Linked DNA regions of Homo sapiens: all the other regions are linked to region 5. A link is a loop called in an ENCODE intact Hi-C map of the cell type or tissue named here. Cell type or tissue: A673. All regions are shown on one strand. Each heading gives the region's core, and the rest is flanking DNA. Links, peaks and the distances in the headings are about the cores only. Region 1 has its middle 150 kb from the start of VAPA. Region 2 holds the start of LOC105371988 (a long non-coding RNA gene). Region 3 overlaps LOC124904244 (a long non-coding RNA gene). Region 4 overlaps LOC105371986 (a long non-coding RNA gene). Region 5 has its middle 6.2 kb from the start of NAPG. Region 6 has its middle 170 kb from the start of LINC01254.

Region 1 (5,045 bases), core at 611-4,610, 460 kb before region 5:
GCTTGCTGGGAACTGAGGCTGGCCGCGGTGGCAAGCTTCCCAGCGAGCCACTCAGGATGGCTTATTGTTTCTGAATTAAACAAACGAAGAATGAGATTCAATTAGAGGCAGCATAATGTAAACCGAGATGGATTTATATTTAGCAAGGCAGAGACATGTGGGAAAGAATGAAACTTCCTTCGTTTCAGAATTGGGAAGTCGGCTTTGAAGTGTGGGGCTGGGCTTTCTGGATGCTGTCTTCACCTCCCCCAGACGCGCCCCCAGATGTTTCCCTCGAGATACTAAACTTCTTGGGAAAGCAGCAGAATTCAGTGGGCAGCGAGCTTCTGAGGCTTGCACGTAGGAGCCTCGCTGTCTCTGTTAAAGCCACTTGCAAGGACGAAGCCACATTGTCCCCATTTCCTCATTTCCAAATGGGCTGATGGAACCTCAAAATCCTGGTATAATGTGATTAAAGAAGAAAAGAATAGATTTTTTTAAATGATGAAGATGTCACTACATTGAATTTACTTTTCCAAGCCAAATTCTAGAGAGTGCCTTACAGGGGAACAACACCCTCTTTGTTATAATTCTGTTTGGGTCGGCTTTCAGCAGGCAAATGAGATGGGAGGAGATTTCATGGATGTTTCTTAGTTGAGAAGAGTACATGAATGTGAAACCCACAATAGCAATAGCAAGGACCAGCACAGGACGAAGCCCGCCGCCGACTGAGTGCCAAGTGTCATAGTCTGTAGTTTAATCCCCGCATCTAACTGTCCTCATGAGGTGGGTGTCGTCAGCCTGGTTAGGGCTGCTTGCTGCAGTGTCAGCAGCTGGGCAGGGCAGTGGGTCTTAACCAGGAACAGAAAGACAGGAGACTTGCTTCTTTCTCTCCCAGACCTGTGTCTTTGGGGTTGTCCATAATCTCTTCTGGTTTGCTGGGGCCTGTCTTTTTGTAAGAGGACAGCCTGTTCCATGGAGATGCCATTCGTTTGCAGGGAGCTGCCCTGAGGGAAGGAATCAGGAGGGAATTACTGACACAGATTTGTAGGGGTGACTTTATTTTGTACAGGGATTTTAGAGTTTATAGCAGGAAGAAAGCAAATGCGAGTCCAGGGCTCTGGTTGCCTGGGTAAAGAAAAATTGAGTTGCTCATGCTTCCAGAGTAAGAAGGAAGTGTTAAGCTGGTGACCAGCGTGTCTCCTTTGGGGAGCGTCTGGGAGCACCCTAGGGGAGAGGCAGCCAGGCCTACAAAATGTCCCAGAACTGCCTCTGGGGAAGCCAAATCTAGAGCCCACCCTCCAGGAAAGAAGAAAATTTTGGATGAGCAGAAACAAAGTCTTCCTGGAAAATAATTTCAACATGGACCCTGCATTTCTTTAATCCCTTTGCCTAAAGGAGTATTATGTTGCTTTGGAAAAGAAGCAGAAACTTGTTCAAATGTTTTTTTTAATTAATTATGTTTTTCTAAACACTAAAGCATCATGACTTTGTGCTCCCTCCTCCTCACTTCCCCTCTCTTCTCTCTGCCCTTTTCCCCCTCTCCCTGCTCCCTCCCCCTAGAAAGCGTAGACTGGGGCTGAACTAGTTAATGGAGACCAGCCTTCACACAGGGGCATCTGTGGGACAAAGGGTCTTCTGCAATCATGGTGTTTTAGGAAGATTAGGAAAAATGAATAACTTCCTTGAAAAAATTGGTTCGGAGGATTGTTTTCTTCGTTATACCTCTGGAAAAAATTCAGTGATACTGCATGAAGGGAAAAGAATTAATACAGCTCTTCCTCCCCTTTTCTTTATTTTTATATCCAGGAGTCACTGGAAAAATCAGACCTTTTCCCATATCACAGACCCAGCAGCAGTTTGGGCGTGCTCTTGCCTGTGTATAGAAAGCATGTCAAGACCGATTAAATTATCTAATTAAAATAATGACCACAGAGAGCCTGTTTATTTTGGCCTGAGGAAGGTCAGCTCCATGGGCCCCTTCTGTCCTGCTGAGGTCCCTCCCCAGCCACAAGCATACACAAGACCTATGATGACCTGGCTTCTAATAACCTGCTCCCAGTAATGTCAGAGTGGGTCTTATGCCACCAGTGGGGACAGGACTCACTCCAGCTGAGACAAAAGATCGTTCTTTAAGACTCTCTAGACACCGTCTTTGTATCTGTATCTATATCCCTCTAGACATCCATCTTTGTATCAGCATCTGTATCTGTATCAGTATCTGTACTGATACTGTACTTTGTATCAATATCTGTGTTGAATCAGTACTTTGTATCAGTATCTGTTCACCACAGCAACTTGAAGTGTGAAAAGTTCTGGCAAGGGTTATTTTTAATCTACACCAATATGGACAATTGTTTGACTGAGCTGACTACAGTCTTGGGTGCTTTTTGCATCATGAAGATAAAACCTAAGATCCACAGAGCATGTTGACCGGTAACAAGTGAAGAAAACGCTGCCAGAATATTTTTTACACAGTACTAGGTAATCATTTGGACTAATTTGTCATGAGATTATTGGGCTGTCTTGACAATGTGCAGGCTCAGCCCAGTGAAGGGCACATTCCCGGGACCCTGTGTCACCCCTGAGGATGCAGGGTATTAATGAGGGCTCATTACAGTCAGGCTAGATCAGGGTTCTTTGGCCTGCGGTAAGATCTGGGAGCAGAATGTAAATATGCTACACATGATTTAATTTCAAAGAAGCCCCGGAGGAATGCACTGAGCCTGTCAACACTGCAAACCCAGTGCAGGGTGTAAGCCCTGTGCAGGGTGTAGAAATGCTTCTGTGGCTTTAGAGACTTGCTGTTTGGTCTTGCAGTTATTGAACAAAGTGCTCCCTTTTGGGGGTGGTTGGTTCAATATCCTGTAAGTCCTTAGAATGGAGGCCACAGCCTTGGAAAGCCAGAATGTAAAGCCTCATTCTTATTTTCTCACATGGTCCCAGGAGATGACGGCTGGATGAGCACTCTTCAGAGGGGAGCAGGGAGGCAGCGGTTTATGCAAGGGAAGGGCAAATGATGCAGCAACAGGCGAGAAATAAAAATTGCCTGCCTGCCTGCCTGCCTGCCTGCCTGCCTGCCTGCCTTCCTTCCTTCCTTCCTTCCTTCCTTCCTTCCTTCCTTCCTTCCTTCCTACCTCCCTCCCTCTCTCCCTTCCTTCTCTGCTTCCTGTCTTCCTCTTCTCTTTCTTCTTTCCTCTTTCCCTCCTCTCTCTCTCCCTCTGTTTTTCCTTCCATCCTTCCTCCTACATTTAATGAGTAACTGCTATGAGCTACGAGTGTTAGATTTGTGATATTCAATAATATTAACACTGATTAACATTTTTATGAAATTCTTTAAAGTTTGGCATCAACCATCTTACCTTGGGATATAGGAGGAGAAAAGGAGAGCAAAGTGTGAGTTTCTGTAGGAAAAATTTTTACAAAATGGTATCGAGATTATTTTTCAATTTTGGGTGCTCTTCATTTCTTTGTGTAGATCTAGATTTCCACCTAGTATAATTTTCCTTCTGCCTAAAGAATTTCCTTAAACATTTTTTGTAGTGCGGCTCTGCTGGAGGTGAATTCCTTCAGCTTTTGTATGTCCGAAAAAGTTTTTATTTTGCGTTCATTGTTGAGAGATTTTTTTTTTCTGGGTGTAGATTTCCAGGTCAACAGTTTTTTTTTTTTCCTTTCAATTATTTAAAGATTGTGAACTGTTTCTTATTTATCCTTCCAGAAATTTTCATTGCATTTGAAAGCGTAGACTTGAATCTATATTTGTTTTTGTTAAAGAAGAATGGGCTGATTTCAGTGCCCATCTGTCGTTCTGCTTCCTGATGCTCCTTTGGGATCTTTGCCTGTCGTTGCACACTGAACTATACTCGTTCATTTTCTCGGATGCACGGCGCACACGTGCTTACTGTGTCTCATTCAACCAATCCCTTACTGTGGGAAGTTTAGATTTTTTGCCTTCTATATTTTTGTTGTTGTTGTAACAGTGTTCTTATTGGTATATCTTTATGTTGTACTGCTCTTAAAATGCTTTCTTGTTTGTGGGAGTGGACTGCATTCATTTTTTTCTATTCTTTAAAAAATTTTTTTTATTTTACTTTAAGTTCTGGGATACATGTGCAGAATGTGCAGGTTTGTTACGTAGGTATACATGTGCCATGGTGGTTTGCTGCACCTACCAACCTGTCATCCAGGTTTTAGGCCCCACATGCATTAGGTATTTGTCCTAATGCTCTTGGGGGGTGGGGGGCAAGGGGAGGGAGAGCATTTTTTTCCTATTCTAAAATTTTTAGTATTCCTCCAGCATCACCCTTCCTCCTCACCTACCCACTGTCTGTCCCTCTATGATCTGCTATACGGAAACATCTACAGGATGTTTTGTGTTGAGCGGATGAATACATGAGTGAATGAATGATGGGGGGTCGGCGGGGAAATGCCAGGCAATTGCAGCAGCTGTTGCTCAGTGCCCCTTCCTCAGAATGGCAGGCAAGCCAGTGAGTTGAGCACATGGCAGGAAGCTGCACAGGCCTTGGCGAGACCAGCTCCTGAAGTGTCATCTGTCATTTTTGGTTTTCCCATTCGGTGGCTGTCTTCCAAAGCATGAAGTCATTCTTAGAGCTCTGGCATCAAGGTGCTGACCCATTCTGTGAAGCCCTGGGTTGGTCTTCCTGGGGTGCTTGGCACTAAGCAAAGGGCAGAGGGTGAGAGCCAGGGAGGCCCACAATAGAAACAGATAAAGTGCTTCAAGAAAGCCCGCCCCATCCTGCACTGGCAGGCTCTGAAATGATAGCCTATCATTTTGCACACAAAAAGGGGAAGAAAACCAACAGTGCAAATGGAAAAACTGTCCACCGTGTCCAGAGGAGGGTCTGATATGTCAGACTTGTGTGCCAGAGAGAAACCCCGGGAACAGATTGACCTCCAAACCAGGTTACCAGGCCTCCTACCCCAGATTCCTCTCCTGCTCAGATGCCAGATGCAGGGGCAAACACCTGGGGCTGGGGGCTGCACTTCTGCATCATGGGCACTGCTCCAGAGTCTAGCACCTGTAGACTAGGAAGAGGGCCACACAA
Region 2 (5,045 bases), core at 643-4,642, 120 kb before region 5:
GCTGTCCCTGCTGTTCCCTACCAGGCAGCAGCAGCCTAGGTGCTCTCTGCGGTCCCGCAAAATGTGGCAGTCAGAGCCATGTGGGGTGCCAGAGGCAGGCACTGTTCAAATGGAGGGTGGTAGTCCTATCTTTGTGCTCTTCCTGGTAATGGTCAGCTTTCAGTGGGTCCTCCAGATGACAGCAGAAGCATAGGCTGATGACTTGAGTGCACAAATTATATAATAGTTCCTGGGGTTGTTCTTGCAGTGAAACTAGGGCAGGGGGGCTCAGAGCCCACCCATGGTTTTATAAGAAGAATCTCTTCCCCCAAGGATGTTACAGTAGAGTTTGCACACAAAGACTCATCTGCCATGTTGCTCTGGGTCCTCCGTGGTGGCCCTTAGATCACAGCCTTGGTCTTTTTGGCAGACACCTATTCTTTTACTTTTCTTTTAAGTTCAGAGGTACATGTGCAGGTTTGTTATATAGGTAAACTTGTGTTTTTAAATTTTTATTATCTTTTTTTTAGCAAACATTTATTCTTAAGGCAGGCAGCAGACACTTTACATCCTGTAAAAATAAACTTAACGCACATGATCAAGCCCACAAGTGTGTTTCTGCTTTGTTGGTGCTAGTTCTCCAACCCCAGGGAGATGGCCTCGGAGACTTCTAGGTTAGCAAAGCACATTTAGCAAAGCACGTAGAGGGGGCATCCTCGTGTCCTGCTCACTAAAGGACATACGCATTAAAGCAAATGTGTCTCCAAATAAGTTCAAGACTTTCTGAATGTCTCTGTTGTGCAAGTACCATTGGTAAGATTTAACGCCACCCTGACATAGGAAACTGCACTCTTGCCCATACAAAGGAACCTAGGGACAGCTGGCTGCTAGCCAAAAAAGTAGTTAGCAAGAATGGACACTTGGTGTTAGAATACGTCTGAGAAACACTATAATTTATTATTATTGTTTCTACTTGTACTTTGATACGTTGGCTTCCTCAGAGTACAATCCCCTTGAGTTGAAAGAAACAAAACTGGCCAGAAGTGAACTGGTGGGAAAAATTAATCCCTGTCACCGTCTTCAAAGGGACCAGTGTTCCTGGAGAGAAGGACTCTCTGGCCCCACCTGGAGCCCTCTGCAGGGCATCCTTCCTGCCTCCAAGCCCAGTTCAACCCTCTGTCACCTCTGCACCATGGGCCTGAGGCACCACTGAGGGCAGCCCTCACCATTCCTTGGTGGATCCCGAGGGAAGGTTATTCTGTAGCATAGATTGTGAAAAGGCCTGGCTGAAGCTTTACAGTGATATTTGCATCTTGAGAAAGTTTTGCCATCATGAGAGTAGAAAAAAAATTCCTTCACTCTGGCATTCTGTCTCCCTCTGAGGTGGGGTCACTAGATGCACAATTTTGATTTTCAGATTAAAAGGCCCTGATGCTTTTGTGGCTGGCTGGGTAATCCTCGGCCACACAGATCCATTGTCCCTCTTGAACTCACTATAAATGGGGAATAAGCTCCTTCCATGAGCTCCTTAATTTCCTCAGAGGCTGAAACAACTCCCTGGCAACAGTGGTCCAGCTTTGCATCCATGCAGGGGGATTTGCAAGGCTGGTCCCCACCCCCACCCCAGGCACACAAAAAGGCTTCTATTTTTTTCAGAGATTACATGGTGGGCAGAGAAAGAGCAGCTGAAACACGTGACACGTGACAGGGTGTGAATAGCTGCGCCGCGCCGGCACTGAGTCTGTGGCTGATTTACTGAGGGGGTTTCCTTCGCTGACGGTCTGAAGGCGGGAGCTGCTGTCCACCATGATAATAAGCCTGCATGTCCTGGAAATGCTCCGAATGCCTGCCTTTTGAAAACTGGAGGGACTCAAGAGCCTTTGGCTTATCAGAAGTAAAGTAAATAAAAGGAATACGCAGAGAGATCCTTATTGCCTAAAACCCACTGACTCCCATGAAAGTTTCTGATAAGGCTTTTAAGAATATCGTCTTATTCTAACGTTCAAAGCAGCTTTGATGGTAAGGCTCTGAACTCGCCAGCCCTAGGCCCAGCCTGGCACATGGGCCACAGGGGCGGGGCATGTGTCCCTGCAGGGACAGGGAGGGCCCAGCCTACAGCTCTCTCCCACCAGCTTGGTGCCTGCAAGCCCACCATTCTCTCTCCATGCCATTGTGCTGAGCACAGAAGTCCTGAGCGGATCACAAGCCCAGTCTGCTCTTCCTGCCAAATGGTTCAATCGGAGCCAATTCCTTCCTCTATTCTCAGAGATTCAGGGCAACCCGAGAGAATAGGACCCTAAGAGGATTAAACACCCAGGGCGGAGAGATGGTGATGCCGAAAACAAGCAGAGGAGAGGAAAATTGTACTGGGGATTCACCTATTGTGAAGGCTGCAGGCTTTTGTTACTTTGTCTCATCGCCAACTCTAGTGGCAAACTAGGAAAATTGAAGGTGCCGAGTTTTAACTCTAGTTGTTAAATTGTACAGGGTTCCCGGAATCTCCTAACTTCTCCTGTTGCTCACAAATGTGGTAACTAGAAAAAACAGTTTAAAAACTTGGCATCCTTCAAAAGTATCTTAAAATAGATTTATATTTGTAGGTACGATCAATTTTCAAATGGCCCTTTTTAAGCCTGGAAACAAAGTTAAACTCCACAATATTGCAAAATTAGAATCTGCAATTGAACTAAAACTTTATACATGGGATTTGCGGTCTTTCTACATCTCTGGTTCAGAAATGAATTTGGAATTCAAGACAATTTATCATCTCTTAAGGAAAAATGAACTGGGAAACAAAAGCGGACTGAATTTGTATTGATATTAACCCAGTCTTGCGGGTGTTGTTGCTGTGTTATTTCACCCCAGTCTTCACATCTGCAAGCACTCACTCTCATCTGTCAATTACGCAACTGCAATTTTGATCAAAATGAAACACTCCGCACTGAGATAAAAACAGGGCGTGGTATTCTTTTTTGGACTAGGAGATTTGGATAAAACGTGATAACACTGTGGTTGAACTCTGCAAACACTCCCGATCATTCACACAATTTCGGCTTCACTCTGTGGTTTGGATGCAGATTGTGGAAATCACAGCCTGGACCCGGAGAACTTGTCGCAGCAGCAGCAGGGTTTCCGGACCCAGTATCTCCCTTCCCTTTGCTCTCCTGACAGCTGCCTGCATCTGGAAAACATTAAATAACCTCATCCTTTATGTGGATTCATTATGCTCTTCAAATTCATTATCAATTATCAACTGACTGTGAAGAATGTTTGAAATCAAAATGAAGAGGAAGTAATTAATGATGAAGAGTAGGATCTAGAAGGAAAGGTGAGCCCTCCTGGGGTTAGGACACGGAGCTGAATGCTGCAGCCACTGCGTGTTTCCTTAAATTCAATGGCATTTGCAATACTTTTTAAATAAGTGGAAGATAAGAAATTTGGCTCCATTGTATGTAAGAAGTAAAGCCAAGTCTCAGTGGTATATCTTCAATGGCACTGGAAGGTTTACATGGAAAAGCCAGACTTTTGGAGTATTGCTATCTGTAAAGGGAAAATATAAACAACCAGAACAACCTATCTGAGAATGGAACTCCCAAAGCAGTATGACTTAGATCAAATGATTTTTAAGGGGTTTCAGCCCTTAAATCAAATGATTTATACAAGGGAGGGGGTTCCATCATCCAGGGGACTCCCTCCTGCCTTATAAATCATGTGATCTAAGGGCTGAGACCCCATTGTGAACAGAGAAGGCCTGCCTTCGAATCTGCCACCAACTGGGGATGGGAAGCAACCTTTGACAAGATAGTTATTCTCTTTGTGAATCCAAAGCTGGTTTTTGGAAACCTGAGCCTCAGAAATTGGCGCTTAGAATGTGTAGTCCTACATTGGGCAACGAGACTATTTCTGTGCTGGGAGTATAGCCCCCTCTTCCCATATCACCCATTTACCTGCCTCTCATCCCATCAGCTGGGCGGGAGGGCAAGGCCAAAGGGCTTCCATCCTTCACTGTGAGGAATGCAAGTTCCCTACACGAGAGGGAGAGAGAGCTCATTATCAAGAGGTCTTTCCTCCCCAGGCAGCTTCAGAGAACCATCTGTTGATGTGGCCAGGAAATGCTGGCTGAGATCCCAACAAAGGAGCCGAGAAGTCCTGGCCAATGTCTGGCACCTGTGTAAATGTCTGTCACAGCAAGAGTGACCCCCATAATTACCTCGACCTTATTCAAGCGAGAAGTGCCCGTCAGCCTGAGCCCGGTTTGAGAGGCACGCCTGCTGCTCCGTCCCTCCCCCGTGAGCGCGCCAGCTGAATCTCCAGCTCAGCAGCAGCCCCAAAGCCCCCATCATCAGAATTTCACCTCCTCCAGCAGCAGGAGACCTCCTCCAAGTTGGGGGAGGCGCCCCACACAGTCCTGACATCAAGGGCTTTCCTCAGAAACACCCCAGCTGGGGGCTTTCTTTTGACTCACAGCACTTTCAGCCAGGATGTTCATGAGCCTGGGGTCCATTGTTTGTGAAGTCAACTGGATTCCAAGTTTAAACATGCAGAGGAAAGGAGGAGTTCCTCAAGCACCTCTGAACTCCAGCAGCTCTGGAATATTCCCATTTCAACATTCCCACCTGCGCTCCGTCCTCCCTCCTGCCTCTTCCATCATAGGGGATGAGATGTGTCCTTTTCAAAGGGTGTGAGGAACAACTGTTATGCACAGAACTAAGGTTAGAAAACACCTTGTAAGTCAACTGATTAACAAGCACATGGTAAGTGCTCACAAAATACAAATAATACCAATATTACCTCTCATATTTCAGCTTTCTTGTAGCCTAAAGTCCAAAACTCTGTTTTGTGGAACAGGATAGCATGGCCTATTTAAAGATAAAGTGCATTGTGCCCTTCAGATTGATATGGATATTTAAAACTCCATCATGCAATTTAAATAAGCTTGGAAAGACATGAATTCAAAAAGTAAAATTGTCACCTATAGAAGTGCATACTAACAATATTACTAACAGTAAAGGAAATGTGATTAAGCATATCTAAGTATCATTACAAACCTAATAAAAAATAAAAAA
Region 3 (5,045 bases), core at 370-4,369, 820 kb before region 5:
CACTAGGTTAACCTTATGGACCACAGCTTTTCTGCTTTGGACCTGGATCTGTCTTCTCACATTTTTATTTTTATTTTTTAATTATTACTGCCCTTTCCTCATAACATTAATGGGACCAAGTCCGTGTTTATACACATGAATTCTCACACCGGGGCCACAGCAACAGAAGTCTGGGAAACAGCCTATTTCCTAAAAGGGTCAGGGTGCAGAGGTGAGCTCGGACTGCAGGCTTCCTGAGGCCAGGACTCCTCGATGACCTTTTGCATCTCTAGCTCCTGGCTGCATGTCTGGCACATAGCAGTACCTAATTCATATTTGGGAGAGCAGAGTCAGAACCCATATGTGTGCATCCTGAGTGGGGGATTCAGGGCAAAAAATATTAGCTGAATATTGTATTAATTGGGGTTCTCTAGAGAAGCATGAACTAATGGGAGATGAATAGATAGATAGACGGATAGACAGATAGATAGATAGATAGATAGATAGATTGATTGATTGATTTTAGGGAATTGGCTCATGCTATTATGGAGGTTGGCAAGTCCAAAATCTGCAGGGCAGGCTGCAGGCTGGAAGCTCTTGGGAGAGTTGCTGCTGCAGCTTGAGTCTGAAGGCCCTCCGCTGGCAGAATTCCCTTTTCCTCTAAGGAGGTCAGTCTTTTTCTCTTAAGACCTTCAACTGATAGCCGGGTGTGGTGGCGGGCACCTGTAGTCCCAGCTACTCAGGAGGCTGAGGCAGGAGAATGGCGTGAACCTGGGAGGCGGAGCTTGCAGTGAGCTGAGATCACGCCACTGCACTCCAGCCTGGGTGACAGAGTGAGACTCCATGTCAAAAAAAAAAAAAGACTTTCATCTGATTGGATGAGGCCCACCTACATTAGCAGAATACCCTGGTTTACTGCAAGTCCACTGATTTAAATGTTAGTCTCATGTAAGCTATCTTCACAGAAGCACTTAGAATAATGTTTGATGAAATATCTATGGCCTAGCCAAGCTGATACATAAAAGTAACCATCACAGGCTGGGTGCGGTGGCTCACGCCAGTAATTCCAGCACTTTGGGAAGCTGAGGCAGGCAGATCACGAGGTCAAGAGATCGAAACCATCCTGGCCAAAATGGTGAAACCCTGTCTCTACTAAAAAATACAAAAATTAGCTGGGCGTGGTGGCGCATGCCTGTAGTCCCAGCTACCTGGGAGGCTGAGGCAGGAGAATCCCTTGAACCCGGGAGGCGAAGGTTGCAGTGAGCCAAGATTGTGTCATTGCACTCTGGCCTGGATGACGGAGTGAGACTTCATCTCAAAATATATATATATATATATAATTGTTGGGTTTGCTGTTTACTCTTTAGGTAAGAACTGTAGGGCACGAAAAATAACCTAGTTGAGAGGGAAATGTGTTTCACAGACGTGATCTCACATGTTCTACAAATATTTATTATTTTTACTCTTTGGGAGAAATTCTTCAGCCCTGCAGGGAAAATACCAAAATGTATTTTCTGAATCCCCTCCAGTCAACAGGGAGAAATAGGACCAGTGTGTGTGTGATTATGCCAGCCAGCACTGACCTGCTCATCTTTGCAGCTGATTCTCTATGTCAAGCTTTGATATTTTATTTCCCAGTCTGTTCAACATTTTTTTCCTGCATATCCTCAGTAAGGCCTCAAACTAAAAACTGAACGCATGGGATGGTAATTTACATGTTTACTGAAGTGCATGGGCTTAAAGCCTGTCTGTGGCCCATCAGGGCAGATCTTTGCAGGGACTCTGCCTCAGTTTCAAGAACAATGACACCTTCCTTTAGGCAGGGGGACAGTGACATCTTTGACATAAGAAGCCTGGCAGGGCCCATGGGTACCTGGTACTTAGCTAGTAATTAACACTGAATAAGTGTTGCTGTGGTTACTTGCATCAAGCTTGCTTCCAGACGTTCACAGTCAAAAGAGAAGAGTACTCCTAGATAATCCTTAAACCTTCCGTTTAAGTTTCCTTTTCTTCCCTTCCTTATCCTCTATATGCAAATTTACATTTGGCAACCAGCAGGGAGCTTTCAGATTCCTTATCTCTCACACCCACCAGAACCTAATTTTGTTCATGGAGAGTAAAATAAATATTGCATTGGGGGAAAGATATGTGAAGGAACCCACGTGACAGAGAATGGCTGTCAGGATATGAACATATATAAAGTCAGACAGTCTGATTCTAAAAGAGCAGTTTATTATTGTTTGAGCAGCCTGACCGGGCCTTCTCCTTTCTGTTCCGCTAACCAGCACGGAGCTTTAGGTTTTACAACTCTGATAAGCTGATAAGTGAAAAAATCTTTTTTTTTTTTTTTTTTTTGGTGGCAGTCTTGTTCTGTTGCTCAGGCTGGAGTGCAGTAGTGCAATCTCAGCTCGCTGCAGTCTCTCCTGCCTCAGCCTCCCGAGTAGCTGGGATTACAGGCATGCACTACCACGCCCGGCTAATTTTTGTGTTTTTAGTAGAGATGGGGTTTCACCATGTTGGCCAGGCTGGTCTCAAAACCCCTGGCTTCAAGGCCCACCTTGGCCTCCCAAAGTGCTGGGATTACAGGTGTGAACCACTGCACCCAGCCGAAAATTATTTCTTGATGCTTTAATCTGTATGTTTACTTACTTGTGAAATTGAACACCTTCTTCATACATGCATTTCCTACTTGTGAACTCCCTGATTGCATCTGCTCATTTTTCCTAATGGACCTTGGTGGTTTTGTAAAAAATAATAATGATAAATAATAATCTATTAGTTCTTTCTATATTGATTATTAACCGAGTCATATTTATGCCAAATATTTTCCCAGATTGTAGTTTTAAAAATTGTGTTTATGATATTTCTTCCATTAAGCAAGTGTTAACTTTTTGGTGGTCGAACCTGTCAGTCTTTCTCCCTGTGATTTTTGAGAGTAAATCTGCATTTCCTTCTCCCCGCTTCCTCCCCCATTTAGGAGAAATGGAGCCAGGGCCCCTCTGTCCTTGGGCTACCCACAGTAAACCCTCGGCTAATCTTTTTTTTTTTTTTTGAGACGGAGTCTCACTCTATCGCCCAAGCTGGAGTGCAATGGCGTGATTTTGGCTCTGTGCAACCTCTGCCTCCTGAGTTCAAGAGATTCTCCTGCCTCAGCCTCCTGAGTAGCTGCGATTACAGGTGCCCGCCACCACGCCTGGTTAATTTTTGTATTTTTAGTAGAGATGATGTTTCACCATGTTGCACAGGCTGGTCTTGAACTCCTGACCTCAGGTGATCCACCCGCCTCTGCCTCCCAAAGTGCTGAGATTACAGGTGTGAGTCACCGCGCCCGGCCTGCCACTGACTAATCTTGATGCCCCACTTTTGAACATCTGCTGACACTAGAACCAGGGGAGGTTCCATAGCCTGAAACTCAGGAACCACATGTGGGCTAGGGGAAGAACTGTCTGGAGGAAGGCCAGCTTCCTACAAATCTTTACCCAAGGGAGGGTTCTGCCTTAAAGTCCTTAAAATGCCCTCTACCAGAGCTACTGAGGGTTGGTTCTTAGGGTAAGGTTCAGTTCAGTAGAAGAATATGACACTGAACACAAGTGTGCAGGAGGGGAAGGGCGGGGAGTCAGGAGAGGGCCACAAAAGGGGCTGGGGCCCCACCAGGAGACTGGGAAACCAAGCCCTCTTTTCTTATTTCCTATTTTTGTTCCTTTTTTAGACCCAGTATGTCTTTCAGTAAAACAATGGTTACTTAGCTGAAGTTAGAATTTGCATATTTAAGCCTCCCACGTGAACTGAGTATAAGATGGAGAATCATAAGTAATTTAGATGTGCATAGCTATGCATGAAGTAGTTACGCTGTTTTCTAAATGTGGAGTCGTTTTTACATTCAGAAAAACTGAGGAAGGAAGTGAGGATGTTTGGAAGTCAGCACTTCCTTTTTAATGGATAGTAACAACCCAAAACAGTTTTATGGGCTTAGGGAAGGGGACAAGGTAACAACAATTGCAGTTCACCTGCGACTGAAGTTTCCCAGAATGCGGGACAATCAGGGCTAAAACCTGGACAGTCCCATACAATCAGGGCTAAAACCTGGACAGTCCCATGCAAACTGGGATGTTCTGGACTTGCTATTCACACACACACACACACACACATACACACACACACACACACGCACACACAGCATTGTGTGTAACCCTCCCCCAAAATAATGCAACAGCCTTTCAGTATCCATCTTTGACAGAGGATGGAACTACAGGTTGAAGAGACTCAGATAACTTCCTTAAATTCACACAAACTGGGCATAAAGGAGCCTGCATGTAAACTTGGTTCCGTCTGATGTCAGAGGGCCCTTTCTACCCTCCATGCTTGGGATTTATCGGTCGGGTCGGTGAACTCACTCTCTCACCCACCCACTCACCACATATTTTCAGAGTGCAGAATATATGCTATGCGAAGGATTGGATTATGGATGATTCAGAACAGGCTCTGTTATATTGGTAATTGGGAAAGCCCATGAATAGCAAGGAGAATAGTAGTTCAAGAATAATCTTAAATAAAATTTATGGGAGGACTGAACTCTTACACTAGGCCCAACGGACCAGACCAAACCAGAATGGAGTCACTCCTGCTAGGTGCCAGGCTGTCCAACGGAACTTTAAAAAGGGCAGCTTTTCAGAAAAATAGGAGATGCACAGCAGCTAATCAGAAGGGGCCCAGTTTACCTGAGCAGGTTTGATGAGGAAGTCCCCCATGCTTTAACCCTGCAAGGGAAGTAACTCTGAAACGCCAATCTACCTTTCGTTCCCTGTTTCTGCTTCTTCAGCCTTTCCTGCCTATAAAGTCAAGTCTTTTCCCTAGCTCATTGGAGCACATTTTCTCAATTTTTGGATGGGATGCTGCCTGATTCATTAATCAGTAATAAAAGCCAATTAAATCTTTAACGTTGTTGAAATTTTGTTTTTTTAACAATAATAACCTCAGTAGAAATAAAATTTGCAAGAGTTCTAATGTAATTGGAGCCTTAAGGCAACTCAGTTAACTATTAAATACTTAGTACAGTAGTTCAGTAC
Region 4 (5,045 bases), core at 361-4,360, 170 kb before region 5:
CAGCACAGCTGTCAGGCATGTGAGAGGGGTCTCCTGGGACCCTCCAGCCCATCTCACCCTCCAGCTGCATGGAGCCCATGAGTGAGCCTGGTGACACAAGGCCGAGAAGTCACCCAGCCAAGTCACAGAACTGTGAGAAACAGTAAACTGCTGTTGTTTGAAGCCAATACGTTTTAGGGGTAGTTTGGTGTGTAGAAAAAGCTAACTGAAACTAATGGAAAAATTGTGAATTCAACAAATTTATAATTCCACCCTACCTAACCCTAGGGAGTATTTATCCCTAGTAGCCGGCTGAATTTAGGAATTTATCTGATAGTGACAAAATGGGTGGAGAGACTTAAAGAAGAGAAGATTGTAAGACACAAGCTCTCGAGGTGGCTGCTCACCGAATTCTTGAAAAGTGCAAGCTCACACATGGTAACAAGCTAGGTGGTGTTCAAGGGCGTCAGTGTTGGCACCAGCCAGACATGAGTTTCACTCCTATCTCTGCCACTTATTTAGTTAGCTGCATGACCTCTAAATCTCTCAACTTGGTGATCTTTAAAATAGAAATAATAATATCAAACTAGGGTGCTGTTGTGAGGATTAAATGGGAGTATATAGGAAATACTCAGCCTGGTTTCTGGCACACAGCACTCCCTGTCACCAGGCACCTCGCCCAGGGTCCTATGGGCAGTGGGTGAGGGCTGTTGTTGTCCCTGTCCCTGTCTGACTTCGAATTGTATGCTCTTTCAGCTGCACTTTGTCCTTAACCCCTGAGGCTCAGCCTGGAAAGCAATGAGATATACTTATTCCATGTGTATGCTCATAATTATTGATTCAGTGAATTTTAACTGAATGCCTGCTGAGTGCCAGGGATCAAGCTCTGCTCCAGGATGATGTAGCCAGGCAACATGCTATGGTGTTCTGTCGGGGGAGACAGATGATAGGAGATAAATCTCATTATACTCCACAATTAGTGCTGGCAGGAACAGGACCAGGCCCTCGGGAGGTGAGGAGGAGGAGGCCCGACCTTGACCAGGTGCAGGGACAATTGAAGGAAGCTTCCTGGGGAGGTAACACTTGAACCAGGTAAATAGGAGTTAACTAGGTAAAAAGATGTGTGTGCATGGCAGGGGTTGGGGGGAATCATGGACTATTCTGGGCATAAGGACAACAAGGTTGAAGGTCCTAAAGCCAGGAAGAATACAGGCCTGCCTTCTGTGGAGGCCCCAGTAGAGAATGCAGCTGGAAGATGAAGCAAGGATGAGGCTGGCCTCCAGGGAGACAGCAGAGGGAGCAGGGCCAGAGCATCCAGGCTTCAGGGCCCCACTCAGTACTCAAGTCTTTATCTTAAGTAGGAGGGCAGCCATTGAGGGATTCTAAGTAGGCGAGTACCATAAACAAAAGGAGAGTGTCTTGGGATGGCTGCCCTCCATCCTTCAAGAAACGTCTACTAGAGATGTTGGCCATGGTCTTGGGAGATGGGAAGTATTCCGACTCACGCCAAGGCCGTCATGCTACTCTTGCACTTAGTAGGCACAGAATAAGAATTTGTTGAACAAAAGAATGGATAAATAAACGACTCTTCAGTGGTAAGCTTTTAAACACCTTGGTGGGCTATGATGGAAAGAATCCGGAGGGACTCTAAGTATGCCTTCTCAAATTATACCAAGAAGGGGCAATTTAGGCAGCCTTTGATCAGAGAAGGACCTGGGGTGCCAGAGGCAGTAAGAGAAAGGGACTATCTTAAGGCCAGAGCCCCCAAACTCTACCAAAAAGCATGTAAGCTTTTCTTTTCATTATTTTCCGCTTTTCTCTAGTTTCTCTATTTTGCAAATTATCGGTTAAGTCTCCTTTCAACATCTGTTTATAAGGTGCTTAGAAATTCTGAAATGAAAGTCATTGTGAAAATGCTGGAAGCTGTTGTCTTCTCCTCTTTGTTTAATGTCTTCTGATTCTTTATCCAACCCTGACCCAATCTTCTCTAATGTGGATCACTGTCATTTAAAAGAACCATCTATTGCTTAAAAATAGAAAGAGGTAAACTATGCTGTTTTGGTGCCAATTCTCCTAAACACAAGTCACTGCTGAGCAATAAAGGAAAGGAGCTTTTCCGAACATCTTTTGTATGTCTCCCTTAGAGAAACCCCACTTTTCCTTGCTTCCCTATGAGATCAAATGTACAGACAGAGAAATATGCAGATAGACATTGCGGGGAGAAAATCAGGAGAAGAAACCCACTAAAAATAAACACAGCTCTTTCTACCATATATTTTTAAAGATTCATCCATGTAATTCAAGCTCAGTCATTTAGAAGCAGCCCTGCTTGATACCACATGGCATTAAAATCCAGCTGCTATGAAATGAGTCACCCTGTAAGAGCAGGTTGGACTGCAGGCTATGTCAGAAGACACTTACATTCCTCTCTGAAATCTACTCTTTTGATAATGAAAGGGGTGAAGAGTTTAGAGTCACCATTTATGATGTCCTGGAATGTTCTCTTAAAGGAAGAGAAAAGATCCTTCAAAAATGCACTTGAGGATTCAAAGACAAGGACACGGGGACAGGGAGACTATAAAATTGCCTCTTCTGGGATAACAAGGGGCTGAGTAGCCTTCTCCTTTACTTGGTGACTTAACGTTGAAAAGAAAAAGAAAAAGAAAGCTTTATTTCAGCATTAGGCACATGGTTGGCATTCACCATGTGTTTATTAATAATAATGACTTATCTGTGCCAAAATCCCTTTAGAGCAAATTGTCTCACATCCAAATCCCAGAGTGAGCCAAAGGATTTCAATGCCCTAGCAGGAAGCTGGAAGGCTCTGGAACAATTCACTCATAGCAAACTCCAGCCCACACCATAGAGCATTTTCTCTCAGACACTCAGCCCCACCTCCACCCATACCCCACAGCTAGTGGGGCGACCCCTGTATTTCTTTAGTTTGTAAAGGGAAGTCACTTTTTCTCACCTATACCAGGCTTTCTGCATTTCCTTCACAAGACAAACAAGGTTCTCCCTTTGTTCTTCCTTCTGAGAGTATGAACAAAGATAGCCTTCATAAAAGAGGAAATTGTAGCAGTGTCCCCATGACCCAATGGTGATGAGAATGCTGGGTGACTTCCCTGTGCCTGTTCTTCTGTGAGAGTGCTCAGTACCCCCCTACAGGGCCATTTCCAATCCCTCTTCCCTGGAGTAAGCAGGACATTCACTTACTTCCAGCCATGACTATTTTAGTGAGTGCCCATGACTTTGGAATAATGTAGTCACCCAACACATTTTTCAAAGTTTGCAGATGAGCAAATCTAGGCCACAAATTTCTCTACTTTTTTTTGTCTCTCAAAGATAAATACAAGATGATAGGTGCTGGGCTTGGTGAGGATGAGTGCTATTCATCATGGATAAGATTTGGACTCAACTTGTGGAACTTGGCTCAAACTGCTCCCTGCTCCTTCCTTGAGTAGCAAACCCAACTTCTTATCCAAAAGGAGCAGATTCTTATTGTCACTCGGATTGCCAGACCATAATGGATTTTTCCAACTTCAATGCATTTTCTACCCCAAACACATTTGCTCTCATGAACACATACAGCTGTCCACAGCACCCTAACTCTAAGCAGTTTCAATTGCCAACATTTGTCAAAATGGGAGAGGCTGTGTCTGTTTTCTTCATAGGTACAATAGAGAAAAAGTTTGCTTTGTTTTTGTAATTGTCATTTAAATATATTTTCAATGATGGCAATTTTACTGAGCTTTGTTGTGTATTACACACTTAGGATAAATGTGTCAGTAACAGCCAAGGAGAAAGGAATTGCATTTTTTTACAGATGGCGTTCAATTTATTTCCAGTAAGAGCATGGCTCCATCTCCCTAATACCATCAAAAAATTTATTCAACAAATTAGGCCCTCAATATGGGCCAGACACTATGCTATAACCCTTGAGACACAAAAGTGAGCAACCAATATGCAGTTCCTGCCCTCAGAAAGCTTACAGTCAGCCTCATAGCAAAGATAGCCCAGGAAAGTAGGAATAAAATGCAATTTCAGTGTTCCGATTCTAAATCTGGATGTTGGCTACACAAGTGTGTTCTATTTGGGAAAATTAAAAACCCGTACACTTACTTAAATATACTTGTCTCTATGTGAGTGAAGATTATATATAATCTTATCTAAAAAGGTAAAGATACTTCTTAAATCTAGTGTATACAATAGAAGCGGCCATTTTTCCAGTCTCAAAAATTCATTCCCCTAAAAAACCCACCATCCAGGGTAGGGGATGATAAACACACAGAAAGGAAAATATGAATAAGATAAAGAGATTTATGTGCAGCTAAAATTACCATTCATAATAGGCATGAACGTAAAAAAATACATAAAGGTGAGAATTTCCTAGATGAAATTATAAGGTGCTTAAGAGATTGTAGTCAATTGAACCGTTTTAAGAGGAGTGCATCTGAAAGTAAGGCATTCTAGGGCTGCAGGAATACACAACAGGGAGTGAGTGTCTGGTGCTGGGCAGATTTCTGCTCTTCAAGAGAAGCGACTGGACAGCAATGTATCTGGTGCTGAGGCCAGCCTGGCCAGAATAACCAGGTGAGTCCAAGCAAAGCATCTGGGATCCTGCCATGGTTTAGGAAAGTATTAGAACCTCAAAATTGAGGCCAAAGGCCATGGAGAGGTAAGAAGTACCCAGGTGGCTGAACAGGTGCTGAAGTGTTTGTGGGAGGTCTTTCTGTTTATGATGAGGTCCCAGCCGGAGACTGCAACGAAAAAAGGAGTAGTGGCTGCATAGGACCAGTTAAAAAAAAGAGCAAAAGGGTTACGAAAAGGCTAAGTAAAGAGGAAACTAAATGGGAGAGGACCAAGGAAGTAAAGCCCAGGTAGATTACAGAAAAACAATTAAGCTGAAACTCACTCTGGGACGTCAAGGCATCCCATTGATAGAGGGGCCCAGATAGAGGGGCAGGGCTTGAATTTATGCTCCCACCTAAAACAATCAAAATACTGAGAAAAGCATTTGAAACAACAGTTTTCAGGCATTGCACAAGAGGCAGGAAAGGGTAATC
Region 5 (5,045 bases), core at 627-4,626:
CATTCTGTGTAGGCGCCTTGGAGGTATTATTTGTAAAACTGACAGTAGCTCCACAACATAAGCATTTAGTATGTTTATCTATTGCTGCTTAACAAGCCATCTCAAAGCTCAATGGATTAAAACAGTATTATTGTATCTCCTGATGATGTGGATGGAAAATTTGGACAGGGCACAGTCAGAGGAGCTCCACTCAGCTTCACGGTTGGAAGCTTTGCTGGGACGGCTCTAATGGCTGCAGCTGGGAGATGCGGGGCAGCTGGCCATTGCTTCTCTGCTCATAGACCTCTACCGGGGTGGCTTGAGCTTCCTCACATCATGGCAGCCTCAAGGGAGTTGCACTGTTCAGGGTTCCAAGAGCTATTTCATGTTTTGAGAGATGGGAAGTGGGAGCTGCCTGTGCCTTGAAGATTGGGCCCTGAGACTGGCACAGTATCACATCCTTGTTCTTTTGGTCAAAGCAGTCACAAAACCCACCTGCATTCAAGAGGATGGGACAGAGTCCCCCTCTCAATGGAAGAGGGTCAGAGATTTGGCTGCCATTTTTAATCCACCACATTATTATTCTTCCCATTTTATAGGAGAAGAAACTGAAGCTCAAAGAAACCAGATAATATATGTCTTTAAATAACATAAGAAATACTGCTGAGGTTTGAAAGTATGACTGACTCTAATCCATTTTTCTTTCTAGTATACAGCCCCGCTCTCTTAAAATGTGGACATTTGATCTTCTAAGATAAGACTTTTTGAGCCACAAGCTACTCTTCTGATTGGATGTAGAACAAAACATAGCAAGTCATCGTCCACGTTCTTTCTAAACTTTGCATCGTTGAATGAAGAGGCCCTATCTAATAAGCTGTAGAACTGAACACTCCTCTTCAGTTTGAGAGGCTGTTCAAGGTAAAAGAGAGGGAAAAATGGAAGTGAATAAAATCACAAATTTAAACGATAAATACCTGGCTTGGGGAAGCTTTTTTCCCCAGAGGATAGAAATATATTTACATTATGAAATAAGTTGGAATCCAATGGAAACCCCTTGTTATTATTAGATTTCCTCTTGAGAAGGATTTATAAATGAAAACACAACTTGCTATTTTAGTATTTTGTTTTTCAGGGAAGAAAAACCCTTTGCAAAAACAAATTTAGAAGAAAAAACTTATCCATTTCAAGCTCTTGTTTATTTTCTTATTTACCAGGCTAAAACTGTCTTCTTTCATCTCTGATTATGTTGGGAGCTGGAGAAAAGAGGGTTTTTATTTTGTTTTGTTTGCTTTTTTCCTTTTCTCTAAATCTGGAAGGTCTCTTTTCATTTGTGGGCAGTGCTAAACCTTTCCTTATCCACAACTGCGTTTCTGAATCCACAGCCTCCTCCAGCCGTAACTGTGACCCAAGGGCTCCACGCAGTGGGGGATAGGAAATGAAGGATGAGGGCAGTCACATGTGAAACGGCTGCAGTGTTCATCTGTGATCTGGTGGCCCCACTGAACAACAGTGGCCATGACCCCGCTGTGCACCTGCTAGCACACAGCTCCATGCTCCTTTGCCATGTGTCCCTCCATTAGGCTGTGATTCCTCCTCCTCAGCTCCACAGGAATCTGGAAAATAAGGGTCCTGTGGCTGCTTTTGCAATCCTAGTACACTTTGAGAACGTCATGTTCCAGTAAGCTTTATATAACGTTCTAGACCATTAGAGCCTTTTCAGCTTCCTTATTAACATTTATTCATTTCTAATTACACGAGTAGAGGGAAGTTGCAAGAAATGTGTCCCTGAAGATTTTCAAACTTAATGCAACCATTGCATAATTTTAATCCAATCTTCACAAAGGGAGTCATGTGTTGCTTTTCTAGCCAAGTCACCCTTGGCCCCTGCAACCTCGTCACCTCCCCATTCTCCCCTGGAATGTGGGGCCAGGCGCCCGCATACTCTGCCTCACAAATTTGCTATTCCTTCTTTATCGGCAACTATCTTTGTCCAGATATCCCAGGTCTCAGGCCACCACTCCTTCAGAGCTTTATTTCATTGTCACCTACCTGGTGAAGAAACTCACCCCACACTCACGGGTGCCCTCCCATTCCCACATCCTGCTTTGTTTTCCTGAGTGTTGACCCCCTCTAGCACTGTGTCTACACCGCCTTAGCCAGTTTCCTACTGGACTCCACAACCCCACCCATATGCCCTGTGCTAGAATGTCAGCTCTGTGAATCCCTGCTGCATTCAGGGCTGTCTCCCAGAGCCTAGAACAGTGCCTGCATGGAGAAACCATTCCACACATACTTGTTGAATGAGTGCCTAAAGAATGAATAGCATAAACCCAGTCCACAGCTCTTTATTCCTGGCAGCTTCCAAACGTGCACTTCTTGAGGAATTCTTAATTTGGAAGACATGTTATTTAAAAAAATTCATTAATGCAGTTTGTGAATGAGTAATTCACAAACTTCATTAATGAGTCATGTTTTATGTTGTATTCTTTCAATTTTGCCTACTTTATATTTGTACAAAATGTAACTGCGTGAATATATCCTCCTTGAAAGAAAATGATTGCTGTATATCTATGGGATGTGGTTTTCAAGAGAGAACATTTATAGGTTGGCACTAGGCTATCTGCAAGTGGTCTAATGAAATACATGACGGGTTTCCACTAAGCCAATTCAGTGTGTTGGTTTTATCTTTTATTCAAAGATAGCTTGCAAAGGAAGATCTGTATTTTTCTCTCTCTTTAAAAATAATATTCATCAAAACGGTTGTGTTCGTTAGAGTGGATTTAACAGAGATCTGTTGTTAAACATTTACAATGCTTCATCTCTTTCCAACATTACTGTACTCGGACAATGCTGCCTCACTTTGTGTACAAAACAGTGAGAGAGATCGCTTTTATGTGGAAAGTTCAGTTATGAATGCGAAATGTTGCCAGAATCTGACTGTAATCCCAAGAGGCAGAAACTAACCACTTTTGTTTGGACGGCTTGCAGCTTGTAAAGGCACGTGCAGGCAGCGCCACCATGTGTTTTCTGAAGAGACCCATAAGGCTACGCGGGAGAAGGAATGAACGCCAGGACTCTCCCCAGCCAACGTATACCTAAGTGGGACTTCTCAGTATAATATGCTTGGCGCATCTGTTAGGGGTGGCCCTTTCTCAGCCATTTGACAACTTACTTCAGTCAAACCTAATAAACTTCCAACTCTCATTTTCCAATTATTATTAAAATTTCAAAGCAGGTAGGTGTAAAGTACCAGGTATGTAGTAAACTGACTATTTTTTCCCCCATAAAAACATTTGAAAATTAATAATTGGTCCATACAACTAAGCAGCGGTGTTGCGTGAGTGGTTATTAAACTATTACAAAATAAGGACCATTTTCTGGTCCATTATAGTGGGCCAAGTATAAATTTGGAGTCAGATGGGTCTGGGTTCAAGTCCCCATCTTCCCGTTTACTTGCTGTGTGACCTTAGGAAAGTTACTTAGCTTCTCTGACCTTCAGTCCTCATATGTGAGATGGGATAACAACAGTGTTTCTAAAGCACTTTGTAGAGTTTCTGGCAAATGGTGACCAGGGGCCCTAGGGTTTAGTGGAGGTTTTAGCTGCCAGCATCCATCAGGTGCCTGGGAGCTCAGGCAAGCTCCACGCTGCTAATCCCACTCTCACTCCAGGCACCTTTGGCACCCGTCTCCCCACCGACCCCACCTGGCCCAGCTTCCTGCTGCGCTGGAAGCTATGCTATGGTTAGGGGATGCCAGTCTACCTGGTCTTCAATGGCTGGCACCTGTGGGTGTGGCCCCGTTCTCTTTCTCCTTTTCAAACATTCATTCTCTTGCTTTGATTTTGAAATTCAATTGAAAATAAAAAAATTAATAATGATGGTTCTGTGAAAGGTTAGAGCAGGAGAGGTTGAGAGGAATGTGGAGAAAGCCCAGCAAAAAGAAGCAAATACAAGCCAAAGAAATCACTGGAAAGGGCTGGGTGCAGGGGGGTGCACTGGTGATCCCAGCACTCTGGGAGGCTGAGGCAAGAGGGTTGCTTGAGCCCAGAAGTTTGAGATCAGCCTGGGCAACATAGTGAGGCCTTGTCGCTACTAAAAATAATAATAAAAAATAGCCAGGTGTGGTGGCACATACCCACAGTCCCAGTTACTTGGGAGGTTGAGGCAGGAGGATTGCTTGAGGCTAGGAGTTTGAGGCTGCAGTGAGCCATGATTATGCCACTGCACTCCAACCTGGGTGACAGAGTAAGACCCTGTCTCTAAAAAAAAAGAAAGAATAATTTAAAAAAGAAAGAAAGAAAGAAAGAAAAGAAATTACCTTGAAGAAGGGCCATGGCCAGACTTGAGAGAAAACACCTTCCAAGTGTCCAAATGCTTCTTCCTCTTCTTCCGTAATGACACAGGACTTTCAGCCAAAATTGACTGAGTTCTGCTCTGGAATTCGCACTGCACTGTGTTCTGAACACAGATGGTGAGTGCAGTCACAGACGATGGCAACTAACAGACTACGCGGTGGCTGTGGACAGGGAGATGAGGAGACGTGGTTGCCTCTGGGCACTTTTTGGAGGCAAAGTCGACAGAATTTCCTACAGATTGCATGTGTTGTGCGACAGAAAGAGCAGAGGAGCATGACTCCAAGTGTTTGGGCAAGGAGAGGGTGAAGCTGCCATGAACCCAGCATGGCTGAGCCTGAAGGGAGAGCAGGTATGGGAGCATCAGGAGCTCAGATTTGAACAGATTATGTATGACATTTTAGATGTCTAGGTGGAGCTGCTAAGAAGGCATTGGACACAGGAATCTGGAGAACGAATTCTCCATATTAATCTCATAGAGATTCAGTGGTGATTTTTAAAAGTCAATGTATTCATTAACACTTAACCAGAAAAAAAAATACAGATCATAATGGCTTCTATTAGTTTTATCAGAAAAAAAGCCAAGAACAATCTTCTAAAATCCTATTCTGATGAAAGGAACTGTCAAATGATAGCAGAATTTGTTCCAAAGGTTTTTTGTAAATTCGTTATTTATAACTCAGAATATATTTTCCCAGAGAAATGATTTTATGAT
Region 6 (5,045 bases), core at 500-4,499, 280 kb before region 5:
TGCAGAGGCTCTTTCCCATGTATTGGTGGCACATTCTGATGGCTACTTCCAGCTGGAGGACACCTACGAGGACGGAAAGTTGAAGCAACAAAAGGATTTTGACATTTCATTCTAACTGGGAGAGGCTGAACCAACAGATAGGGGTGTGTGTGTGTGTGTGTGTGTGTGTGTGTGTGTGTGAAAGAGAGAGAGTGGGAAAGAGACAGAGACTGAGTCTGCCATCCCCTAAGATCTCTGAACGTGTGTACTCTAGCAAGTGTGACTGTCTCAAAGCCTAGTTGTAGCTTCCATTGCCCAGCAGCCTTACAGATGACAAGAGCAGGCATGGTTTGAAGACATGAAAAGTAGCCACGCACAGTGGCTCATGCCTGTAATCCCAGCACTTTGGGAGGCTGAGGCAGGCAGATCACAAGGTCAGGAGATCGAGACCATCCTGGCTAACATGGTGAAACCCCGTCTCTACTAAAAAATACAAAAAATTAGCCAGGCGTGGTGGCGGGCGCCTGTAGTCCCAGCTACTCGGGAGGCTGAGGCAGGAGAATGGCGTGAACCGGAGAGGCGGAGCTTGCAGTCAGCCGAGATTGCACCACTGCATTCCAGCATGGGCTACAGAGCGAGACTATGTCTCAAAAAAAAAAGAAAAGAAGACATGAAAAGCAACATGATCACCTCACTAGAGTGAAGAAATTAAATGGGAATTAAAATTCCCAGAACCTAGGACCCTGTTTTGTCAGCGAGAAAGTCCCACCTTAGCCCTGACTTCAAAATATGAATTGATTGATTGGTGTTTAGTTACAGGGCTCTTGTGCAGCGCTTTGATCTTCTTACAGGAGAAGAGTAACTTTCCACGATAAAAGATGACTTCTGATGACAAGAAAATCTATCAGCTCCCATCGTGCTGAGCTCTCCATCCTCTGTCTGGCATTCTTGAGCACGGGCTTCCCGATGGGGTCCTTCAGAACTGAAAACCTGGGGAGACGTGTCTGGAAGACAAGGCCCGGGCAGCAGGAGGCAGGCAGCAATCCTCAGAGTCATTTTAATTTTCATTTGTAGCAAGCATAAGGTAAATGCATGGTCTTGTTATCTCCAGCCATAGGTACTGATGTACACCGCACACAATCATGTTTTTCCACGTATTTGGGCGAGTTTGCGGCTGAGATGAAGAAAAGCAGGAAGGGCGGTGGGGAGGAGGAGGAGAGGAGATAAAAACACAACTTCTAAGGCTCCTTTAAATTGTACCGTCTTGAGCATAGAAAAGCCTGAATTATGTAAAAGCTGGCCAGATGCCCACATCTGGCAACAGTCAGATTGTTTGGTAAGCAGGAGGTTCTCCCAGCAGCACGCAGAGCCGGGTCCACTCTGGAAAGAATGTGGAGTCTGTGAGAGGTTCTTGGGACCTGGCGGCCAGACGGCCCTGCCAGGTAGGAGGGCAGCGTATCTGGTCACTTGACCTCGTGTGCAGGTGAGATGAGTGACAAGCTCCCTGCCAGGCCTTTCTTAGAATGGTTCAACCCCAGGCTTGTTTCTGTGTGAACTAAAAACCATGCCTCTGCTGTGGTGTCAGACTTGGAAATCACATTTTTGTTCAGGTCTTCCAAAGGTTCTTAGGGGGAATGAGACCCTTTCTTGTGTTCTCCTGCTGCAACTTTAGTCCCCTGACTCCTATAGACTGCTACCTGCCAGTCCCGAAAGCCATGCCAGAGCAGCATCCCATGTAACCATTTTCTGTTTGCTGCTATTAGGCCCTGACACTTCTGGGGCTCATGGAGACCCTGAATCGGGGAACTGAGAGCCCAGCCACGCTTTGCTCCATGTGGGTTTTCCATGCTGGCTGTGTATCTTCCAAACAAGTACTAACCTGGCCTGGTTTCTGCAGTTCAGACCTACCAAGCCAGTTGAGGTAAATGCAGAAATTAAAGTGTGCATTCTTTCCTTAGAGGAACAAAAGAAGAAAACACGTTAAGCAAACACCTCGGGAACTGTTTAACGCAAGCCCACGGCCTGGCATTGCATTCTGGGGCAGGATGGTAGTAGCCACAGGCAGGAACACACCACGCAGGCTGTGCCTGCGCATGGAGAAACCATGGCTCTTTCAAAAAAAAAAAAAGGTCTTGAGGCCTCTTTGCAAATCCAGCCCTGAAGTATCTGGTATGATTTAGATTTGTTCATAAAAAAACACAGTTGGTTTCTGTTAAGTCAACAGCATTTGAATTTCGGCTCAGATATTCAGTGCTAGCAAGATCCTTTATGATTTCTCTCTGTGCATGCTGCATTTTTCAATGTCTGGCCAGCTCTTCTGTTTTCTTCTTTCCATAGAGAGGAGCAGAGGAGAAAAGAAGAGAGAGGTGGGAGCTGCGAGAATACATATGTGAATCTTATCTTCACTGCTAATCACATACTTGCATGCTTAATGATTTAGCTACTATTTTAAAAGACATCCTCTGTATTTCCTCTTTCCTATGGTTACCATTTCCTATAAAAAGTGGTTTGGAAATTTGACTTAAGCTTTAACTCAGTGGACTTAACCCCACAGGGACAATTTTCAGTGTCTCAGTAGGAGATCTGGCCCCATTGGTGAGCCCCACAGCCAGCCCATCTCAGAGGAAGCCTCCTCAGGGACATGAGCCTGACAAATGTCGCCTGGGTAGGCAGCAGGATGCAGAAATGCAAGAGGCATTTGACACACAGTGGCCCACGTCTCCATTCTCCTGTGTCTCTGGATTATGGACATCTCTTAAAAACCGAATTCAGTTTAACCTTACATCTAGGAGTCTCAGAATCTTGCTCTAGAAAAGCTAGAAAAAAAAAAACAATTTGGAAAGTCCATGAAGAGGACAGCCAGGCATGCAGCATTTGTTGCAGGCCAGTCTTCCTTGCAAATGGCATTGGTTGGGATTGGGGGTTACTGGGGGAGTTGAAATAATAATATAAATAATAAAAGTAACTCTTTCTGCTGGATACTTGCTTGAACTGAATACTGGTCTAGGTATAGCACATGGTTTGTCTCATTTGCCTCCAATCTTGGGAGACATTTTCTTAGACATCACTCTCAACCAGACAAAAGAGAAGTAACGCACTGTGTTAAGCCAGGACTGATCTGGGTGGTCCTCTGTATTTGCAAACTATGGGCCCGCAGAGGGGTTGGTGCAGATTCATAAGCCAAAAAAACAGTCATTAGAGCATGAGCCTTAGAATGAGATGGAACTGGATTGGAATCTTGGCTCTGCCATTTATTAGCTATGAAACCCTGGGAAATCATTTAAACCTTATTTTCCTCATTTATAAAATGGATAAAATATATCATGGGGTAGTATGAGGATCCATTGATAAAAAGCACATAAAATGCATAGTATGATGCTTGGCCAATAACAGGGGTAATGTCATCACCATTATTACTCCTAGGAAACATTATTAGGTGGTTTGAGCCATGAATAAATAGATTTTTCCAATATGGTCCTTAAAAAATAAAAAGAATCCAATTAGTCATCTAAAATCTGTCCTCCTCTAACCCTCAATCACAGACTTGGACTCTGACACTTGGCATCTTAAAAATGTGCTTGGTCTGCCCCGGGGGTGCCGGCTCCCTGGCAGAGCACACCTGGGGAGTAGGTGTTGAAAGTCACAATTTAGCATTTCAACTGCATCTTCCAGATAAAGCACAAAGAACACATACATTGAGGGCACCTCAAACCAACACATGACCAGTAAGCTCAGAAATCACACTATGAAGGTGGAGTTTGACCTCACAAAGTTAAAACTGGGTCTTTGGCAGGAGTCCCTTGCAAAGCATGGGAAGAATTTCCTTTAAGGCAATCCACGATGGAGCTGTGGAAAAGAGGAGAAGGAAAGCACAAGACCAAAAGCTGAGCTGGGTGCTTATTTGGAATTTTCACTAAAATAGAAGAATTCTGTTCAGTAAAATCTCTTCATGACTTTATAGTGTGACCTATTATTATGTAGAGTTTTTGAGCTTATGATGAAAGATGTGTGCAGCCAAGAGGCAGTGTCAAGTCATTCCAATCTCCAGAGCGATAGTGACGGTAGAAATAATTTTATATTCCTTCTAAACTCATTGATTTTCGAGATGTTGCTAAACATTGTGATGCAATGGTGTACACGAAAACCTTCAGGTTATCTTAGAAAAGCTTCTCCCAGATCCTCCAGGTTGGCTGTGAAGGAAGGGGCAGCGGTAGGTAGGTCTGAGGTTGATGCCTCCAAGATTCTCCTCTCCTTAGATAGGTCTCTCCTCATTGCTGTGGCCACATCGTGGCCTTAGGATATGTTACCCGCCCTGACCTCTTCCTGGGGAATATGGACACAAACGCTTTTCTTAATTCCTAATGGTATGGTAGAGAACAGGGTGTAACATTTAAGAAGGCTGGATTAAAAGTTTAGGTTTCATAGAAGAAAATCAAAGTGTAGAGACTAGCACATCACTGTCTCTGGAATTCCCTCCCTTCCAGAAGCCCAGCCAACCAACACAGGGGTGAGCAGCTTAACTTAGAGCCCCTGAAGGGCCCCCACATCACAATAGAGGAGCCCAAAATGTATGGAGTCATCCAACACACACAGGGGTTCAACATGTATCTATGCCTAAAAAGATATGGGCAGAGGGGTGGAGAATGTGGATTTCCTCCAGAGCTTCACAGTTTATTTATCAAACCATATAAGGAGCATTTCTTCTCTGGAGGAATTTAAATAAATGGACTGAAGCCCAGCATGGTGTCTCACACCTGTAACCCCAGCGCTTTGGGAAGCTGAGGTGGGAGGGTCACTTGAACTTTGAACTGAGGAGTTCAAGACCAGGCAACATAGTGAGACTGCATCTCAGCAAAAAATAAATAAAAAATTAGTGGGGCATAGTGGTGCGGGCCTGTAGTCCTAGCCTCTCAGGAGGCTGAGGCAGGAGAATTGCTTGAGCCCAGGAGGTCGAGGTTGCAGTGAGCCAAAATCATGCTACTGTACAGTCTGGGTGACAGAGTGAGACCCTGTCTCAGAAAAAGTGGGGGTTGAAAATTTTGCCATCAGCTATAATGTAAAAATTA

What was found. Hi-C counts contacts between places; a loop is a spot of excess contacts. Peaks named below come from ENCODE experiments on the same cell type or tissue, not always from the same donor. Only the 100,000 strongest peaks of a DNase experiment are listed, where the experiment ranks them.
Region 1: a loop joins it to region 5, with 9 times the contacts of the local background. A loop is called at or near these places in 3 of 110 quality-filtered maps.
Region 2: it touches region 5 in a loop (4-fold over the local background); 9 of 110 quality-filtered maps call a loop at or near these places.
Region 3: it touches region 5 in a loop (4-fold over the local background); 8 of 110 quality-filtered maps call a loop at or near these places.
Region 4: a loop joins it to region 5, with 2.4 times the contacts of the local background. A loop is called at or near these places in 4 of 110 quality-filtered maps.
Region 6: a loop joins it to region 5, with 5 times the contacts of the local background. A loop is called at or near these places in 8 of 110 quality-filtered maps.

What each region holds. Positions count from the first base shown.
Region 1 is chr18:10,059,866-10,064,910 of GRCh38, forward strand. No RefSeq gene overlaps it. Among named protein-coding and RNA genes, the nearest start is that of VAPA, 150 kb to the left of the region's middle. In A673, for the core only: no CTCF peak of the experiment used is centred there; DNase peaks (open chromatin) are centred at 736 and 2,916; H3K27ac peaks cover 4,000 bases.
Region 2 is chr18:10,402,212-10,407,256 of GRCh38, forward strand. LINC01254 (long intergenic non-protein coding RNA 1254) reads right to left here. Exons shown (of 3, transcript NR_110775.1): 2 at 3,927-4,004; 3 at 2,922-3,160. LOC105371988 (a long non-coding RNA gene) reads left to right here and starts at 3,997. Exons shown (of 3, transcript XR_935142.4): 1 at 3,997-4,733. RefSeq lists enhancers at 1,945-2,598, 3,380-4,166, 4,167-4,953. In A673, for the core only: a CTCF peak has its summit at 2,425; DNase peaks (open chromatin) are centred at 2,250, 3,210 and 3,720; H3K4me3 peaks cover 622 bases; H3K27ac peaks cover 371 bases.
Region 3 is chr18:9,698,477-9,703,521 of GRCh38, forward strand. All of the region lies in intron 1 of LOC124904244 (a long non-coding RNA gene), which reads right to left. Among named protein-coding and RNA genes, the nearest start is that of RAB31, 7.3 kb to the right of the region's middle. In A673, for the core only: no CTCF peak of the experiment used is centred there; a DNase peak (open chromatin) is centred at 1,955.
Region 4 is chr18:10,351,603-10,356,647 of GRCh38, forward strand. All of the region lies in intron 2 of LOC105371986 (a long non-coding RNA gene), which reads right to left. Among named protein-coding and RNA genes, the nearest start is that of LINC01254, 60 kb to the right of the region's middle. In A673, for the core only: no CTCF peak of the experiment used is centred there; a DNase peak (open chromatin) is centred at 2,359.
Region 5 is chr18:10,517,288-10,522,332 of GRCh38, forward strand. No RefSeq gene overlaps it. Among named protein-coding and RNA genes, the nearest start is that of NAPG, 6.2 kb to the right of the region's middle. In A673, for the core only: CTCF peaks have their summits at 1,423 and 2,994; DNase peaks (open chromatin) are centred at 1,514 and 2,984; H3K27ac peaks cover 2,402 bases.
Region 6 is chr18:10,237,989-10,243,033 of GRCh38, forward strand. No RefSeq gene overlaps it. Among named protein-coding and RNA genes, the nearest start is that of LINC01254, 170 kb to the right of the region's middle. In A673, for the core only: no CTCF peak of the experiment used is centred there; DNase peaks (open chromatin) are centred at 1,283 and 2,503.